Regions from separate parts of the Mus musculus genome. Here regions 1 and 2 are each linked to region 3. Evidence: chromatin contacts called from ENCODE Hi-C or POLR2A ChIA-PET data. All regions are on one chromosome and are shown on one strand. Each heading gives the region's core, a stretch centred on a gene start or an enhancer-like site at or near the end of the contact. The rest is flanking DNA. Distances are from core to core; before and after follow the strand shown. Region 1 holds the start of Casc3 (cancer susceptibility candidate 3). Region 2 holds the start of Ormdl3 (ORM1-like 3 (S. cerevisiae)). Region 3 holds the start of Psmd3 (proteasome (prosome, macropain) 26S subunit, non-ATPase, 3).

Region 1 (3,890 bases), core at 574-3,073, 130 kb before region 3:
CCAATCAAAACAAAGTTCACAATATGTTTTCTGATTTGGAAAACATTACCACAGATACCAAAAAACTCTAGCTATAAAATAAAGGATGCAGTTTTTTTGTTTGTTTGTTTGTTTGTTTGTTTTGTTTTGTTTTTCGAGACAGGGCTTCTCTGTATAGCCCTGGCTGTCCTGGGACTCACTCTGTAGACCAGGCTGGCCTCGAACTCGGAAATCTGCCTGCCTCTGCCTCCCAATTGCTGGGATTCAAGGCATGCACCACCACGAAGGATGCGTTTTTGCACAAACTATTCAGAATTCTGTCCTTCCAAGATTTCAAAATCATGCATGCATGAGGAGCCAGTCAAGTGGCTGTCTTCTCAATCCAGACATATAAAGGACCCTGTCCAACACCTTGTAAAGGATTTCAGCATCGTATTCTCTGACTCACAAACTCACTTTCTTTACTGAGAATAAATCAACTAAGTGTAACCTGTCCCTTCAAGAGGTGTGGCTTCAAGTTGCAGTCATTAACCGGGCAAGGCTGGAATTAAAGACATGTGCCACCATCACCAGACTTCTAACAGACTTTTAAAAGCACACGAGAAGAATGTATAAGAGAAGCAAGTCAGGGAATTTTTGTACCACACAGCTAGAGGTTTTTTTAAAGAGACATTTTCTGACTTACGCCATAAGGAAAAAGAATCTATCACACTCACTTCTGAATCTTCTGCACTTTCATAATCGGAAAGAACAGCTGAAAGGAAAAGACAAATTATGTGATATGTAATAACATAAACGTTTGTTACTACATTTCTGACAGTTCGTTTTGGGCCAGGCAAACATCCTCACTTAATTTGTGGACGCAGCAACTTTCTGGGGCAGATAAAATTATAGTTTCTGTTGACAGATGGAGAACTTTGGGACCACACTGACGAAAAACTATGCTGTTGTCAGGTGTTATTCTAAGTCACCACAGTGCACTCAATCTGTCACCTTCCAAAAAGGAACCAAACCAAACAAGCATGCTCATCATCACCATGACACAAACGCCACTCCCGGGGAACGCTCTCCAAAAACCCCTAACAAACCGAGAAAGACCCAGTGTAAGATATACATGGCCTTAATTTACATCCACAAGAATTCAAGATAAAGTAAAATTACTCACCATCTCCTTCCATGCCATCTTCACTCTCCTGGGAGGAAGAAGATCACACAGGTTAGAGTTGGTGATTTCCAGACGCGGGGAGCCCACCCGCAGATAACCGTGAGGGACGACTGAAGAATCAACACAGATGGTTGGGTAGGAATATGGGGCAAGATAAATCTTCAGAAGTCACATCGAGAATGGCGGTTCTCTACATCCCAGCCCCAGTTTCCGTGTAAACATTGCACGCCCTGAGCTCAGAAACCACCCAGTCCTCCTTCCCCGGGGCTCTGGGTGGATGCAGATTCGCAGCGGGACAACCTTTCTTTCCCTCTAAGAGGAGGCCCGGCATCTCACAGCATCTCCAGCCCGCCCCCTGCCGGGTCGCCGCCCTGGACCGCCCGCCGCTCACTCACACACTCAGACTCCTCGGCGCTCTTGGCGCCCCCGCTCTCCACCCGCCGCAGGTGAAGGCCCCCGCCGCGGCCGCCGCGCTGAGAAGGCAGCGAGCCACTGCCGCCGCCTCCGACGCTCCCGCTGCAGCTGCCGCCGCCCCGCGCCGGAGAGCCGCTGTCGGAACCCGAAGCCCCGGATTCCTCGTCCTCCGTGTCCTGGGAAGCGCGCTGCCGCCGCCGGTCCGCCATCTTACGGAGAACGGCCACCGCTGGTCAGCTCCTTACGCACCACGCCCGCCGCGGAGGCTGCCGGGAAGCTCGAGACTCCGGAGTCCCAGCGTGCTTCACGTCCAGGGAGGGCCGCCCTTCTTTCCGCGGGGCGGGGCCTGCACCCTGCGGCACGTTTTCTGGAGAGCGAGATGACGTCTGTCGGTGATGTAAGGAGGCGTGGCCTAGCGCTTTATTTCCCCACACCCCCACACCCCTAGCCCCGGCGGGCGGAGGGCGCCTGGGAGCGGGGCTATTGCATCCTCTTCGGGTTCTTAGCTCGGCCATCTTGGACTTTCCTTGGGGAGGGTTTCGAGCTCTTCTAGCTCCAGTGCGACGTTGGAGCAATTGCATGATTTTCGTTTTCCATTGCTCGCTTTCCCCTGAATTCTATACAGAACATTTTACTGTATTCCTTCGCATGGTTAAAAATCACGAGTCCAGGTGAAAAAGCCTTTAGTCCTGCGTCAGTTGCCAGCTCTTCACCTCAGTCTAAATTTAGGGGAAAGGAGAAACTGCAGTGGGGACAGAACTTAGTATTGCGGTGTTTCCTGGGTGTATTCAAAATCTCCTTTCTCCATGTGTCTTCCTAACCTAGTTATCTCATTTTGAGAACTGAAGGTTGGAAGGACACTAGTCTTACTATGCTTTTAAAACATCAGAGCTGGATCACCCTTGACTAGTTAAGAGGCTAGTTTTGGACCCTCTCTGCCCCTTCAATGTCTCGAGGTATTAGTTTCAAATCCTGGTGCATTGTTACTCTACAGAGAATGCTTTGGGTATGCATTTATCAGCAGTGAAAGAAAACTCAGCACAACTACCTTGCAGCAACATATAGTTTGTAAGCTAATTTATTACTGCATATTGTTAATATACATCAAATAGATGAGTTAAGAGGACTCTGAGCTGTTTTCATAAATAGCTAAAGGTCCCCACTGCTTACCAGATCTATAAACAGTATGAGACTCCAAGGAATCATGACTGTCTGCAGGGACTGATTCAACTGGTGACAGGTGGCCAAATGTATCATGGAGTTCAGCTCCAGAAACAACTGCCTGAACTCAAAATGGAGGATGCATGATTTAATAAGTGTGAAAGGCATAAGAATCTTATCCATCACAATCTAAAATGGTGCAGCAAGACTGCCAAGTTGAGTGTCTAAATAAGGACAAGGATAGCATGCCACTTTGTCCTTTAGTTGTTTGGTCGGAATCCAGCTTGGGATGTTTTTTTTCTTTTTTCTTTTTTTTTTTTTTTTTTAAGAAAATCTATGACCTCAAGCTAGCCTTTTCATCACTCGGGACCCACCAGCTTCAGCCTCCCCAGATGCAGGCTATGAGGGGACAATACCTGTAATCCTGCTCTGGATCCTACTTTCTTTTGTTTTTTGAGACAGGGTCTCATGGAAGCTAGGCTGATCTTGAACCTGGGGCTCTCCTGGCTGTGTGGGTGCTTGGGATAGCAGTCCTCCTGAGAAACAGTTGTGAGAAACGGTCAATGTTTAGCATGAATAGACAGATGGTCTGGGGTCCCACATGAGTCTTATTAGAGAAGTAAGGAGCTAAGAGATTGATCTTTCTATATCATTGTAGTCACAAAACAAGAGCCAGTGCTTTCAAGTTACAATGAGGGTTTTCAAGCATACAGAAGATGTGTGTAGGAAGACACTGTGGTCAAGCGGATCTGGACTTCATTTATCTGGACTGATATCCAGGGAAAATCATGTATCAAACACTGAGTAGGTGACCTATAAAGTCTTGCCTACAAGCTTTGTAATTTGCCATTTATGTGTAAGGAAGGGCTCAGGACAAAGGAACATACAGACACACGCTAGAGTCTGACACAATGGATGAGCCCCTGATTAGAAGGGCGGTGATGTATTTCTCTATTTCACTTGGGTTAATATGAAGATTCTTTCCCATTCTTTCATATATACAAGCAGATATAATGTTTCCCAACAAATCTAATAAAATGAGGCAAAAGTTCAAAAGTTAACGGCCACAATAGTTTATTTACAATTGAACTCTTTATAAGATATTTACAAGACAGCCGACTTTACACATCAGAAATGGTATCAAAAGTATGAATTACAGCACAGACAACGA
Region 2 (4,142 bases), core at 1,188-3,687, 95 kb after region 3:
ATAGTCTTGCTATGTAGCCCAGGCTGTCCTAGGACTGACTCACTGTGCTACCCAGGTTGACTTCCAATTTTTGAGTGCCCGACCTCTGCTTCCTAGAACGCACCTGTGCCCCTTGACCTAGGTTTTGCTGACGACATCCCTGAGAAACTCGAAGTCTCTATCCTTATCTTTTCATATCATCCGGCAGCTGTTTTCCCATGATGCCACAGTTTCTACAGCCATAAGTGGTTTCGTATTTTTCTGCCCAGTGTGGATAGAGCATTCCCTTTTTTCTTGGGCACTTACATGGCTCTCAGGATTTCACTGCTAGAGACATTGCTGGGATACACAACCTCTCACACGGAGCCGTGTGCTGTAAATGGGTTTGCTTTCTTAGATGTGGATACAGTCATGCCTTCAGGGCATGGACAATTTAGTTCCTTGGCACACGGTGTCAATCTTTTGTCCCAGGGATTGCGTGTTCCCCGGTGCCTTGTGCTTTCACTCTTCCTGAACAGTGCTCAGGCGTCACAGCTAGAGGAAGACTTGGTTGTCTTGAGGCAATGAATTAGAGGAGATGGTGACAGGGACTCGAGTTAACTCGAGTGGAATGTGATCCATAACTTACCACAAGGCAGAAAGAACCAGAACTTTGTTCATTCCCATTGTGGAAGAAAAAAAAAAAAAACAACTTGATAACAGGAGCTATTAATAGGCCATGACATAGCCAGTGACCTTGCCAATGGAGTCTGCATTAGTCAGAGTGCCTTGTTGAGATGTAGACCCTGTCTGGTCCCTGAACTTCACAGAGATGGGAGAAAACTGGCAAAGATCCAGAGCTCAACCAACTTGATGGACAATGGAAGAATTCCAGGAAAAAAAAAAAAAAATCAAAGGAATCCGGCAAGTTCATTTTGGAAAAAAAACAAAACAAAACTCAAAAACAAAAACACCCCCCCCCCCATTGTTTTGGCTCTAAGGCTGAGCAGGAGGGAATAGGGGGTGGAGGTGCGGTGTGGGAGTGTGGAAGTGTGGGGGTGTCTCTGTGAGGCTTCTTCAGTCTCACAGAGGCTGAAGGACGGTTAGTTAGATGTTCGGATCTGAAGGGCCCCTGCCTCTGGAATACTTGAGAAGCTGCCCATTTTTACTTCTCAGGGTAAGTCAGATAGATATACACTCACTCCTGGCTTCCAGGGCTCCGCCTCCGGCCGGAGACAGCTATTCCTCCCCGCCCCCACCCCCTCTGGCAGCTCCCTGATGATGGGCGGGTCTAAGGAAAAAGCTCCCCAGGTTGTCCGGGCAGGCCTTCTCCTTCCAGTCCTCGCATGTTCAGTCCGTCGCGCATATACAGCCAGCCAGGCTGGCATCTGTTACGTCATCTATTCCTGTCATTCCAGCCTTGCCAGGGTTTATGGGCACGAGACTGAGAAGGTGGGCGGGGGAAGTAGAAACAACTAAAAGGAGGCCCTCTATTGTTGACGTGGAAAGTGGGAGTGACCTAGGAGAGCCAAAGAACACTCTAGTTGCGTTCCTACAAGATAAGAAGTGCTTTGTATGACATTCTTTTGAAATATCAAAGCAACCTTGGGAGTAAGTTTTGACAGCTGTAAAACTGAGATTAAGACAAGTCATTTGTCCAGGCTTACTCTGCCAATAAAGATGTACATACACTATATGTACCTAGCAATAAAGTCTGTGCCCTTCTTTTCAGAGCTTCCAGACATGAAAGTTGCAGAAATGAGGCTCCCTACCTAAAGCTACACGTATTAACCTCAGACAGAAGCTCAAAGCTCCTCACGTTAGTAAGGTCTCGTCCTATGACATAAATCCTATTTTATACCTGATGTAGGGAGGAGATCCAGGAGTGGCCAGACCTACACCAGCAAGGATTAAGCATAAAGACTAGGTGGGCCAAAGATGCCCACAGGCTCCTGTCTCTACCCTGAACACATGTACCCAACTAAAGTCCTGAAAAATGTAATCCCGGGAGTGAATGGGGCTCCTTCGGGGCAAAGGGTAGTGTTTCTCGGCTTCTGGAGATAATCCGGGGCCCAGGCAGCGACGGTTAGGAAAAAACCAAACCAAAACAACCTCTGCATTTAGGGTCAGGCTATCTTAGCAGGGCCTTAATGCAGGTTACTTAAAACTCTTAAGTCTTCGACTACAAGATGGGACATGGACAAACCGCTTGTGCAACACGTGAAGGGCGCAGATGCAAAAGCTACAATTGTTAACGCACCAAAGAGACAGCATCTGATCTCACTATTGCGTCAGGGTGGGACGTTCTGCGGGGTGCCAAAGCTCGCGGTGGGATCAAAAGCTAGACCAGGGAAAAGCCTACAACTCCCAGGAGGCGCCGGGCGGGCCGGTGAGGAGGCAGCCTAGAAACTACACTTCCCAAGAGGCACAACGTGATAGGCGCGTGGTAGTGACGTCACCGCCCCGGCTCGGGGAGCTGATTCGGCCAGAGCTGCCAGCGGGGTAGCCACCGCCGCTGGTTTGTTACAGCTGCTGGAGCGGCCGCGGCCCGGGTTCTCGGGCTCTCTCCCGGGCCCTCGACCTCCAACCCCGCGCGGTGAGTCCAGACGGGTGGCATCGGAGTGGTGAAGCCCGAAGGCTCCACGGGTTGGAGAGCCGGGAGAGAAGGCTGCTGCTGGGGAGGCGTCCGCGCAGGAGGAGACCTGAGCTGGGTGGCTGGGGGTGGAGAGTGCGTGCATCAGGCGAAGGAGTGCCAAAAGAGGAAAGTGGGAGCAGGGGGCCGGGGGTGATAATCCGGGAGGAGCGCTGCAGCTGGGGGTGGGAGGCGGGGAACGGCTGGACTTAAGGGATAAAGGTTTGGCTGCCTCCAGGGTTGAGTGAATGCGTGGAGATGGGGGTTGGGCCCCGAACCCGGCCAGACTGCTAGTGCGAGGTACCAGGCTGCAGAGCAGAAGCGGGAGGCCCCGTGGAAGGAGTTCTCATACACATACTCCCAAGATATCGAGGACACCGTTCCCTCGCTCCTGACTCGTGGAGGCTTGCTTTTTTTTCCACACCCACTTTCCTGAGTCCAGGAGTCGGGCTGGCGAGGACAACCGTGGTTCTGCAGATTGAGGGTGGGCCGAGTGGAAGCGACATTGTGTGTTGCATGAACTCCCTCTTGGGATCCCTTGGGAACAGGTTTGCTGTATAAAGGGCAAGTCTTAAACTGGGGAGGGATTTGGGAAGTGCTTACCGGATGGTTAACGCCGCGGGGAGGGGGGGAAGGCGGGAGGGAGGAGATGGGGGTGGTAATCTGGTCTTGGCATGAGTGTCTGACAGACTGGCTTGGGCCTGCATGGAAAAGAGGCAAAGAGCTATACCATAGCCAAAAGTTTAAAAAAAAAAAAAGTGGTTAACAGGACGGAGTTGCTTCAGGCTCTGATTTGAGGCAGATTATGAAATCACACCAGCTACCTGCCAGTTGTGGTAGCAGTTTTCAGTCTGGTCACCCCAGACCTTTCTGCCCCTGCCAGTCTCCTATTTCTTCACTTCTGGGAGAAAGGTCAGTTGTGTCCTAATGGAAATACACAAAGCCACAGGAAAGTCTCAGGAGTACTTTTGGGAGGATGGTGAAAGAGGGTGCAGCAGTCTCCTGAAGTTCCTAACCTGCTTTAAAAGACAACTAGCACTTAGGCTTTAGGAAGACAGTTCCCGTGGGGTCACCTAGGCTCTCTTAGATGCCCTGTTAGAGCCAGAAAGGAGTGGAGGGTCTTGCAGTCCTGGGATCCAGCCAGAGGTTTGGCACTACTGAACCGCAGTGTGAGGGAGTTGTGTCTATAGCTGTGCCACTGTAGGGCTGTGTAATGGAGAAGGACAGCAGTTTCTGCCGAGACTTGGGAAACTTTTCCTCACCTTAATGATCTTTCAGAGACTTTAGCTCTCAGTCCCTGCCCTCCCATGGAGGCTGTTACATAGTAGATGTCCCAGGGGTGGGCTCTGTTAAGGGCCCTAAGGCCTGAGGAAGGTAAACAACTGGTGTTCTAGTTCCTTGGGTTTCTGTTGGGACCAGTTATCTGTCTTAATGAGCCAGGAGTTTGGTCCCTGGCGTATGTCCACCTGCATGCACCCTAGGCCAACTCAGGGGTATGTTTGTTGGGAAACTGTTGTGGGTCCTATCTCCCGAGGTATTTGAGAAGAGGAAA
Region 3 (4,127 bases), core at 1,341-3,840:
GTAACCACAAAAAAGCCTTCTGAAAAGAAACACGCAACGATACAACCGGACTCACATCTCATTTCACAAAGAGTTTCTGTAACCAGGTAAGAGAAACTACTGCCATAACTTCAGAACAAAAGTGGACGTGGACACAACCAGGGATGGCAACGCGCCTAAAGACAGGAGGACTGTGCTTTGGTGGCATTCAAAAATCTAAAAACAGAACCATTTTTATACTCATAAATTAGCAATATTTAAAAGAGTGGCAACCTAAACAGTAGGGAAAAGAACATTTATTTGTAAGTCAGATTTTTTAGGACAATATAAAAAACTTTAGAACTGGGGTGTAAGGAGATGGCTCAGTGGTTAAGAGTATCAGCCACTCTGTCCAGAGGCCCCGCTCCCAGCACCCACATGGTGGCTCACACTTGCCCATAACTAGAGTCCCAGGGGATCAGATGACCTCTTTTGGCCTTGGTGGGCACTGCACACAGGTGGTGCATTTACAAACATGCAGATAAGATACTCACACTCACATACACACACACTGAAATTCAAACATGTTTACCCTTTTTGACTTAGGTATACAAATTCTGGGAAGCCATATTTAAGTAGTTACAAAAGTAGATTGAAAACTTTGGAATAGTGAGGACTGCAAAACTACTTAAAAGAGCAAGAAATGAGAAAAAAGAAGAACTTAGATGTGCAGCAGTTAAGAGAATGCTCTGAGTCTCACTGCCCACTTAACAACGGGTGCTTCGCGTGTGACAGTAACTGCTACAGTTACAGCGACTATGTATGGAGGGCCCACCATGTATTTCTATCATGTGCTAGCACAGCTCATGAGCTCCCATGTTCACAATAACCCAAACAAAACAGCTAATGCTATTAATTCACCCACACAAACAGGGAAACGGATTCTGGACTTTATATAATCTCCATCACTATACTAAGTAGTCAACAAATGCTTCTTGCATAAGTTGAACCCTATGTTCATGGATGTATTAAATGAAGACAACAAAAAGAAAATGACAATATCTTTACATACGAATGCCCTGATCCAAATTGAATACTTAAGTGATTTCAATTATGGAGCAGTTTGAAAATACACGAGGAAATATGTCAACTCTGGTTAAAAGTTTCTCCCTGTTGCTTTAAAATGCTCACATGTTCCAGAATTTCTACAGTGAATACAAACCATGAAATATTTCACGATGCTGAGTGACATTTCTGCCACTGGAAACTTTTATTTCAGGAAAGAAGACCTTTACTGTATACAGATCTTGTTACCAAGTTTAGAATGGGAGTTGATGCAGTCTATACATACTTACACTCAAAAGTACAACTCAGGGCATGACTTGGCCTATCACCATGTTTTAAAGTAGTTTCTCGTGCAGTTGAGACACACACACACACACACACACACACACACACACACAGAGAGAAAAAACTACAGATCACCCGGAAAAGTCTCATCGCGCGCACATGGACAAGATATACTAAGTGGAAAAAGTAAAAGAGCAACTTAAGCGGGACAAGGGGACAATAGGAGCCTGAGAACGGGTCTCTGGTGTTGGCTTATAGGAGTCGGGGCCACAGGTAGGCATTATAAACTAAAAGAGAAAGAAGGCAGGGGTGGGGGGGGAGGGGGTCTGATTCAGAAGTAAAAGCGTGCGTGTGCTTGAACTCTTTAGGAAAGGAGGGGTAAGGTCCTTAAGAGAGTGGAAAAGTGCACCGGGACTTTTAGTTTAGATGCTTCAACTACAGAAGGAAGGCAGAAGGTAGAAATGGCTCTCCGAGGGAGTTTGCTAAAGGAGCCTAGAGCTACAGAACCCATTTTTATAAACTCTTAAACTAAGAGGCTAGTGTAATCTGTTACCCTGGTTTCTCTAGACACAAATACAAATGCTACTTTCTACATAGCAATAACAGGCGCTAGAATCGGTCGGATGGAGTAGATCACTGGGAAGGACTGAAGAAAAGGCTCGGTGAGACTAAGATGCAACCCCAGAGGAGGAGAGCAGTCCGCAGACTGGAGAACAGGTTCGGTCATCGGCTGGGGTCGAGGGAGTCAGGGTGGTTGGGCGGGCACTTCTGACCCCAGCTCCATTGACCGAAGGAACCAAGGTAGGTGGAGGCTACGCAGAGGTCCCAGCAAGAAGTCGCATCACCCTGGCCGCTGTCACCGGTGATCGCGGCACGACCCCGACGTGGGCTCCCGTACCTTCTAAGGTGACAGTGTCCAGCTCTCTCTGGGAGTGCTCGGTCGCAGCTGCCTTGCCGTCTCCCTCCCCCGTGGAGCCGCTCCCAGCTGCTGCCTCCTCTTTCATCTCCACATCCTGGGGGGCCGGTGGCGGCGGTTCTTGTTCCCCTCCCGGCGGCGGCTTTGCCTTGTCGGCGCCTCGGCGCCGCGCCGAGCCCTCCTGCTTCATGGCGCCCGGGGTCGAGGCCTAGTCCGGGGACCGAAGCAGGGGCCTCGCGTAAACCCTCACACCAGAGACCAGGCACAGAGCCGGGCCTGCACACCAGCGCGGGCTCGCGTCGGGCCGCACGATGACCGAGCAGCTGCAAACTCCTTCCCGGCGCTGGGGCTTCTGGGAAATGCCAGGCATGGCGAGCAGATGGCCGAGTCCAGGGAGGGAAAATAAATCAACAGCCGAGGTGCACGATGAAGGCGGATCTTCTAGGAAGTGGGAGGAGTCTTCAAGAAACGATGAAGGCGGACCTTCTAGGAACTGGGAGGAGTCTGCAGGAATTTGTGGGACCTGAGAGTGGTGATTTTATCTTCCTCTCTAGTGTACATCTTTGGATGTCCGCGAGAGGTCACTTTAGACTCCAAGCTGGGCTACAACAGACTCTAACATGTAAGTGGGTAGGACCTATCGGAGCTCAGATGGGGATGACATCATGAGTTGCCGGGCAGATTCCTCTCCACCCCCCTAACCCCCGCCCCGGTCAAGCTCTCCCAGTTTGCGCGGGTCAGGTCCCCAATGAAATCCGCCAGGCTCGTGCTCTCAACGCCCGCCAGATGCTTCCAGCACCAGAAAGAAAAGGAGCTTGTGGACGTGTAGCTAGGCTGTTTGGCTTTCGATAAACTGAGCTCAACCCCCAGGGCATCCGAACTTCCTTGTCAAATTTTTGTATAATGCTGAGTATAAGGCATACCTTCTCTGCAGCCTGGGAATGTGGGGGTCGTGTGTATTTGTGTAGAATTAGTCAAATTTAATAATAGGAGTCCACGTTGTATACTGCTCAGGGCCAGTATATATAAGATTGTTGAAAAACCCAACATGCCCAGCGTGGTGGTGCATGCCTTTTATCCCAGCACTCAGGAAGCAGAGACGGGTGGGTTTCTGTGAGTTCGAGGCTCAGCATGGTTTACAGAGTGAGTTCCGGGACCACCAGGGCTACACGGAGAAACCCTTTCCCGAAAAAGTAAACAAACAAACAAACACCAGCTCAAGAATGTAATGTAGGGCTAGGTGTGGTACATAATTTTAATCTCAGTGGTACACAACTTTAATCTCAGCACTAGGGAGATCTTTGAGTTCAAGGCCAGCCTGGTCTACATAGCAAGCTCCAGGACAGCGGGAACTACACAAAAAGACCCTGTCTCCAAAAAAAGAAAAAAAAAAGAAAGTAATGTTGAGGGGGTGGTGAGATGGCTCAAGTGAGTAAAGGTGCTTGCCAAGTATGAAGACACGAGTTTGATCCCTGGGTCCCATGGTAGAAGGAGAGAACTGAGTCTCACGCTTTTCTCTGACCTCCATAAGCATGCTGAGGCTCGAGTTCCCCTCCCCCATAAATAAATGCTTTTTTTTTTTTTTTAAAGGTTTTTCTGTATTGCCCTGGATGTCTGGGAACTCACTCTGCTTCCCAAATGCTGGAATTACAAGCATTTGCCACCACTACTAAGCATAAATGCTTTTTTTTTTAATTAGATATTTTCTTCACTTACATTTCAAATGCTATCTCCAAAGCCCCCTATATCCTTCCCCCTTCCTGCTCCCCAACCCACCCACCACAGCTTCCTGGCCCTGGCATTCCTCTGTACTGGGGCATATGATCTTTGCAATATCAAGGGGCCTCTCCTCCTATTGATGGCCAAGTAGGCCATCCTCTGCTACATATTCAACTAGAGACAC

The links. A loop is a pair of places that touch in the nucleus more often than their neighbours do. ChIA-PET counts read pairs that join two places held with the same protein, here RNA polymerase II (POLR2A).
Region 1: POLR2A ChIA-PET joins it to region 3 with 20 read pairs in Patski. The contact joins the promoter of Casc3 here to the promoter of Psmd3 in region 3. POLR2A ChIA-PET finds 5 or more read pairs at or near these places in 3 of 5 experiments (Patski and embryonic stem cell).
Region 2: POLR2A ChIA-PET joins it to region 3 with 24 read pairs in embryonic stem cell. The contact joins the promoter of Ormdl3 here to the promoter of Psmd3 in region 3. A Hi-C loop is called at or near these places in 1 of 37 maps with a recorded cell type or tissue (T-helper 17 cell). POLR2A ChIA-PET finds 5 or more read pairs at or near these places in 4 of 5 experiments (Patski and embryonic stem cell).

Annotation. Positions count from the first base shown.
Region 1 is chr11:98,807,741-98,811,630 of GRCm38, reverse strand. It overlaps Casc3 (cancer susceptibility candidate 3), which reads right to left and starts at 1,823. Exons shown (of 14, transcript NM_138660.2): 1 at 1,540-1,823; 2 at 1,145-1,172; 3 at 696-733. The coding sequence starts at 1,767. Gm12359 (predicted gene 12359) reads left to right here and starts at 1,542. Exons shown (of 3, transcript NR_033551.1): 1 at 1,542-1,955. It overlaps Msl1 (male specific lethal 1), which reads right to left. Exons shown (of 9, transcript NM_028722.3): 9 at 3,772-3,890.
Region 2 is chr11:98,585,540-98,589,681 of GRCm38, reverse strand. It overlaps Ormdl3 (ORM1-like 3 (S. cerevisiae)), which reads left to right and starts at 2,437. Exons shown (of 4, transcript NM_025661.4): 1 at 2,437-2,554.
Region 3 is chr11:98,681,017-98,685,143 of GRCm38, reverse strand. It overlaps Psmd3 (proteasome (prosome, macropain) 26S subunit, non-ATPase, 3), which reads right to left and starts at 2,590. Exons shown (of 12, transcript NM_009439.1): 1 at 2,207-2,590. The coding sequence starts at 2,414.